2 separate regions of the Mus musculus genome follow, and region 1 is linked to region 2. The links are chromatin contacts, found by Hi-C or POLR2A ChIA-PET in ENCODE. All regions are on one chromosome and are shown on one strand. The core of a region is the stretch at or near the end of the contact, and the rest is flanking DNA. Distances in the headings are between cores, read along the strand shown.

Evidence for each region. A loop is a pair of places that touch in the nucleus more often than their neighbours do. ChIA-PET counts read pairs that join two places held with the same protein, here RNA polymerase II (POLR2A).
Region 1: a map of heart shows a loop between it and region 2 (4-fold over the local background). The contact joins the promoter of Xpnpep3 here to the promoter of Slc25a17 in region 2. A Hi-C loop is called at or near these places in 8 of 37 maps with a recorded cell type or tissue (T-helper 2 cell, adrenal gland, gastrocnemius and 3 more). POLR2A ChIA-PET finds 5 or more read pairs at or near these places in 4 of 5 experiments (Patski and embryonic stem cell).

What each region holds. Positions count from the first base shown.
Region 1 is chr15:81,398,007-81,401,475 of GRCm38, forward strand. It overlaps Xpnpep3 (X-prolyl aminopeptidase 3, mitochondrial), which reads left to right and starts at 2,132. Exons shown (of 10, transcript NM_001347075.1): 1 at 2,132-2,281. The coding sequence starts at 2,218. St13 (suppression of tumorigenicity 13) reads right to left here and starts at 1,688. Exons shown (of 12, transcript NM_133726.2): 1 at 1,479-1,688. The coding sequence starts at 1,588.
Region 2 is chr15:81,359,465-81,362,592 of GRCm38, forward strand. It overlaps Slc25a17 (solute carrier family 25 (mitochondrial carrier, peroxisomal membrane protein), member 17), which reads right to left and starts at 1,301. Exons shown (of 9, transcript NM_011399.3): 1 at 1,213-1,301. The coding sequence starts at 1,266.

The sequences.
Region 1 (3,469 bases), core at 882-3,381, 39 kb after region 2:
ACTAAGTGATTAAGAATAATTGTTGCTCCTCCAGGAGACCCAGGGTACAATTCTCAGCACCCACAGTAATAGCTTGCAACCACCAGTTCCAAGGAACTGAATACTCTTTTCTTACAACCCTGGGCATCAGGCATACATATACATGCAAAACACCCACTACACATAAACTAGCTTGAAAAATAAAATAGCTGGTGTGTTGGCAAATGTCTTTAATCCCAATAGTTGACAGAGACAGGGGCAATCTCTGTGAACCTGAGGCCAGTCAGGGCTACATAGCAAGTTCTCAACCAGCAAAAAAAAAAAAAAAAAAAAAAAAAATTTAAAAAAAAAAAAACAAACTTACACATTATTTATTAGCTCCTTCCCTTAATCTATCTGGACTTGCAATCACCTGGCCAGAAAACAACCTCTCAGAAAGGCTGATTTACCAGAAGATATGCAAAAAGCTTGGAATAATTATCTTTAAAGAAGTAAAGTGCTTATACAGTCCCTGAGTCCTTCACTCCACACAGTTGCTTTCAGACCTTCATGGCTCAGCCTGCTTGTTTTTTCTAAGTTCTAATTGAAAAATATATAAAACTTTACTTTTCCCCATCTCTTTTTTTTTTATATTAACCAAAGACCCTAAACATGCACTTTCTCTGAAGACCGACCCTCCCCCATTTCTACAAGTGCTGGTGAGCTTCCATTGCTGACCCTAATTCAGAAAGCATGACTTAACATCCTCCCTCCCCTTGGCAGCTGTAGAGATTTAGTTTGTTTGTACTGTTGCGTTTTTCACCCTCAAATTCTAATGGTGCCTAAGCTTTCTTCTAATTCTGTCTTTAAAATCTTTTATCAACGAGACTAAAACAACAAAAAGGAGAAACCAATTCCCCAGTAATACTGTTTCCCAGCAGCTGGCACAACAATCATAGTACGCAGGCGAAATACTCTCCAGTTAGTCCTGCAAGCACACTGGTCTTTGAAGGAAAAAAAAAAATTCCTAAAGTAGCTGAAGTGACAGCGCTACAACTAACGTGGGTATAAATAATTCCCAACAAAATTCCATGCAATTAAAATCGTTGTAAGGCCAAGTACAGATAACTGAAGTTATAGAATAAATAAGTTACCACTATTAATATTTTAAACGACACATGGGTCAATGCGACTTAAACAAGACGCCAGGTTCAAGAAAAACAATCCCTTAGTAAAAGCTTTGTCTTCGTTCGCGCATTATTTCCACTGCTCAAATATTCACAACCCAAACACACCCCCATAAAGACTTAACTGCGGGGGGTGGGGGGGAACCAACTCTAACCTCTGCTTTTCCACCCCTAAGTTGCCCAACGCTCCAGATCCCTCCGAGAACCTCTCGAAGCCACTAAGAGCCACGAAGGGGCCTAGAACCGCTCCCCTCCTCCCTACGCCAGCTCGGGGCCCACTCCCCAACCCCCAACTTTCCGTCCCCAACGGTCCACGGGGCCCAGGGCTCTCACCTCTCCACCCACTCCCTCAGGAAGCGCATTTCCTCGGTGTGCAGGACGCTCGGGTCCTGCCTACACATCTTCACGAAGGCCCGAAGCTCGCTCACTTTGCGGGGATCCATGGTGGGAGGCTGGAAGCTGAAGGCGGTGGGCGGCTGCGGAGGCACGATGCCAGGCCCGGGAGCGGCTCAACGTGACCAAGTGGAAGGGGGCGGCTGCCGCGAGGCAGAACAGACTAGAACCTCCCCGGCCGCTGGCTCCTCCCCCCCAACGGCCTCGTGACCCCGGGCCTTCGCTCGCTCATTCCCACTCCTACCTCTGGACCTGTGCTCCGCCTAGAACCTTCTAGAAGTGTAGCTGCCCGTGACAATGCCTGCTTCGATCGGCGAACAGTCTCACTCGGATTCTTTCCTCTGACCTAATTCCCCGGGATGGATGAAGGACCTTGTGTCTGTGCGCTTTCAAGCGGGACATAGGGAGACATTTGGAATAAGATATTTCTTCTGTGAAGATGGGCATTAAGCAGAACGAGACGCCGCATGGAGGAGGGGGGAAAATAAATAAATGCCCGTGGGGCCGGCGCGCCCAAAACCTAGCCGAGTGACGTCACTGCTCTGCGCCGCCCCGGGAAGAAAGCCCGCGAGCCGCGCCTGCCGGAAGGGGCCGAGCAGTTGACTGGTTTCCTGGCGACGCGGCTGTGCTAGTGGCTTTCCCCAGAGTTTGTACTTTTCCTGACCAGTGGTTACAGGCCATGCCGTCTCTGCTCTCAACCCCCAAGCTGGCTCCCGTTCTAGCAAGGCTCCGCGGCCTCTCAGGTTAGAGTCTTTCCTGCCGGCGTCCCCTTCAGGTTCTTCCTTTGGAGAAAGCCTAAAGCAGCCCAAAGAGCTACAAGTTGATGATCCGTGGTTCTTCACCAATCGGCACCTGATCCCCCCTCACCACCCACGGATTTTTCTTTTGATCGATTGCTCTGGGAAAGAGTGGGCTTTAGGTTCTGTTATTCTGGGAAAGCTGGAGTGACTGAAGAGGAGGGAACTCCAAGGGATTGTCTTCAAAGTTACTCGAATTCTAAATTGGTAGCTTTTATCATCACACTTGACTAAATTGTTTAATGTCAAGTAGCGTGTGTGTGTGTGTTAGGTCAGGGTAAATCTTTCGCCTTTTCATAGGTTTCATCGGAGAGCTAGCTCAAAAGATAGAGCCGGGCTGTGGTGGCGCACGCCTTTAATCCCAGCACTTGGGAGGCAGAGGCAGGCGGATTTCTGAGTTCGAGGCCAGCCTGATCCAAATACAGAGTGAGTTCCAGGACAGCCAGGACTATACAGAGAAACCCTGTCTCGAAAAGAGAGAGAGAGAGAGAGAGAGAGAGAGAAAGAGAGAGAAGAAACACGTCTAGAAACAAATGCTTTGTGCAATTCAGTTTGTAAAGAACTAAGCGAGGGACGTGCCTAAGTCTTACATAAACAGTCAAGGTGATAGAGCACGGAGAATGTGAACCCTCCGTGTACAATATGGTGAGCAATTAACCTAACATAAAATTTTATACTGGAGAGTGAGTCACCTACTTTGTAAGGAGACCTAATGTTGGATTATACTTCAGACGAGGTGTGCAAAATCTGAACCAGAAAATAGGGTATTTGACATTAAAATTGATCTTGATATTTGCATGTGATACTTGGATTCGCTATTTAAAACTGCACCATTGCACGGAGCCTATTCTGTAATCCTGGTAGTTAAGATGTGCCTTTAACGGAAATGAATGAAAATGTGGCAGGCCACAGACTGTGACTAGACTAGAACCAGCTTTTTGTTTCGGATCGTTGACTTTCTTGTAGCTTCGTGTAAATCCTGACTTGATCCAGCTTTAGGACTAAAACACATTAAAAAAATCTAGTAAATATATTATAGTTTGTTTCTGAGGAAAAGTAAGTTCAGCATCTTGTTATATTACCACTAAATGGTTTGCGGTTTTTTTAGCTTCAATGAAGGAGTGACATTGAATC
Region 2 (3,128 bases), core at 51-2,550:
TTACCCCTTCCACCAATAGGTCACAGCCATCTCTTGCCTGAGAGAGATGTGCCTTCCGTATTCTACTCTCCACAGGGCAGCAGAGAGGATCGGGTTTGAAATGTCAATCAGTAAGTGCAACCACTGACCCTTTCCTACACAAAGTCATGAATCATTTGGCCCCCCATTTGCATTTCCACTTCAGTCAAACAGGTCCCTATGACCAACTGAAAACATGTCACAACAAACTTCCACCCCAGTTCTTTCATAACGAGCAAAAGGCACTTCTGGTTGATTTAAAGGAACGCGACTCTTTTGAATAAGACACCATGTAATATTCCCTCACCTACTTCTCAAGGTCTAGAAGAAAAGTGTAATATTTTCTTCCCTCTTCATAGATTACAAACGTGAGATTTGAGATTACCTGGTAAACATATGATAGAATTGGAATTAAAAAACTCAGATTACTCTTCACCGGAACATAAGCTGTCTGAATGGATAGGAATGGTCCACGGTGACTCTACATGGCTAAAGGTACATGCTGGGAGTTAGGGAAGAACATGGGAAACAGTCTGAGGAAAAGAACCAGAGGAGGAATGTTACCTGTGCCAAGAATGTGAAGTTTCAGGGAAAAGGGAAGTGTCAAATGGAAGGAACTTAGATACCTCTAAATCGAAGAACAAAGCACTTAACTCACAGTAACTATACAGGTAGTACATAACACCACCGATCTTGACTTAAAAAATAAACAAACAAACACCCTATCTTTTCCTGGCAATAAGGCTGACTAGGAATGTTCCATTAGCTATTGCCACTTGCCTGGGATAAGGTGTGACACCAGGCTGGCAGTAGACTTACAGCAAGCACCCCATCTTCACACTTAGTTTTTCCGCAGGACCAATTTGGACGAAGTTTGTGTGCAGTGAGAGTTGGGTAAGGGAAGGGTTGGCCTTAAACTTTTAAACTTCAGAAGGCAAAGAAAATAGCAATTATCTTCTTCCCTATTCCCTCTGGACCTTTGTGACTGATAGTCCAGACAGTCTCTGGGAAAGTCCAGAGGGGACTGCGGCAGAGGGTGGCTCCTGGCCTCGCCCTCCCTCTTGTAGCAGCAACTTTCCATTTATGCCCGTCCTTTTCGTTCCAGTTGTGACAGATTCGGTCCCCACATCTCCCCCGTGCCCTTCTCCCCGACCCATCCCGAGATTTACTTCGAAGCCCCAAACCCCTCCTCACCACGGCTCCGGCCACGGCGTGTACCAGACTTTCGTAGGACAGCACAGAGGCCATGGTGCCACACTTTTCACTCAGGCGCCTCAGAGTGTGCGGGTTCGTGAAAGGACCGTCTCAAGCCCCACCTCTCAGAAGTCTCCCCCGCCTCCACCAGAACGACTGCTTCCGGGTCACAGACTGCCCTGGTTCGCTGGGGAGAACAGCCGGGGAGGCGAGTGTGAAATGCCCAGGAACGCCCCTGAACATCGATTGGTCCGGATCGGTCAAGGGGCGGAGCAATGCTCAGTGGCTATGGAAGGATCTGTGTTCTGAGCACCCCCTGCAAAGGTTCCTAGCCCCTCAGTCTGTCAGTGTGCTTGCACACTAAATTGGTTAGTCAAGCCCATAAAACGGGAGGACATAAAAGTCCTTAATGACTCCTGCACCCCAGTTCCTTGCAAAATATATGTTGGCAGGCTCAGTTGTTAGTGCTTGCTTAGCATGACTACCAGCAAACCATAAACACCAGTAAACACAGTACTCAGGAAGTGGAAAGAGGATCTGGGGACTGAAGAGTTGGCTCAGTTAAGAACAAGTACTGCTTTTGCAGAGGATCCTCGTTTAGGTCCCAGTATCCCAAGCAAGTATAGTTCCAGGGGGTCTGACCTTCTCGGGTTTCCGCGCACACTAAGACATACACACACACACACACACACACACACACGACTAAATAATTTTGTTAAAAGAATTTAGTACAGAGTCACCCTCAGCTACAGAGAGAATTTGAGATTAACCTGGGCTGAGACTCGTCTCAAAACAAAAGCCAAAACAGACCTAAACCCTAAAACGTAGCCTGTAATCCCAGTACCATGGATGCTGAGAAGTGGAGTTGGCTAGCCAGAACTATAGAAACAGCGTCAAAACAAAAGCAACCCTCCAGGATAAGCTGATAGCCATAGATAAGGGGGTGGGTCAATATCTCCAACCTTCGTTTCTCCATTCAGCCATCCCAACACCCGCTGCGAGATATAGAATCAAGGCTCTGAGGCCCGGTAGTTAAACCTCTAGCATAGTTTGTTTAAACTGACAATTTGGGGCTGTATAGATATAGCTCAGCAGCTAAGAACGCTTGCTCTTCAGTTGCTATCACACAACCCTCTATGTCCCTCGGGACAGACGCCACAGCTTTCTGTCCTCTGAAAGAATCCAGGACTGCTTACATAAATGCACTCATGCACATAAAGGTAAATCTAAAAGCAAAGTCAGTATTTTACCCTTCCACTGTGATAGTCTTAAGGTTTCTATTCCTGCACAAAACATCATGACCAAGAAGCAAGTTGGGGAGAAAAGGGTTTTATTCAGTTTACATTTCCACATTGCTGTTCACCACCAAAGGAAGTCAGGACTGGAACTCAAGCAGGTCAGGAAGCAGGAGCTGATGCAGAGGTCATGGAGGGATGTTTCTTACTGGCTTGCTCAGCTTGCTTTCTTATAGAACCCAGGACTACCAGCCCAGAGATGGCACCACCCACAAGGGGCCCTCCCACCCTTGATCACTAATTGAGAAAATGCCTTACAGCTGGACCTCATGGGGGCATTTCCTCAAGGGAGGCTCCTTTCTCTGTGATAACTCCAGCTGTGTCAAGTTGAACACAAAACCAGTCAGTACACACGTTTCACAGAACTGTTCAAACTTTCCAAACTTGACACTGCTGTGTCTGCTTTCCTCTTCATCCATGAGCTATATTCTTATTTTAAAATGTGTCTGCCAAACCTGGGTGGGTGCTTGGGAACTGACTACAGGCAAGATGTGCTCTTGACACTGAAGCATCTCCCAGCCCCAACCAGTTTTACTAGTTACATACTCTACTTGTTGGAATTACTATAACTTAAATTTAATGAACTACAAACCTCAACGAACTGTCCTTTACTTTCTAGAG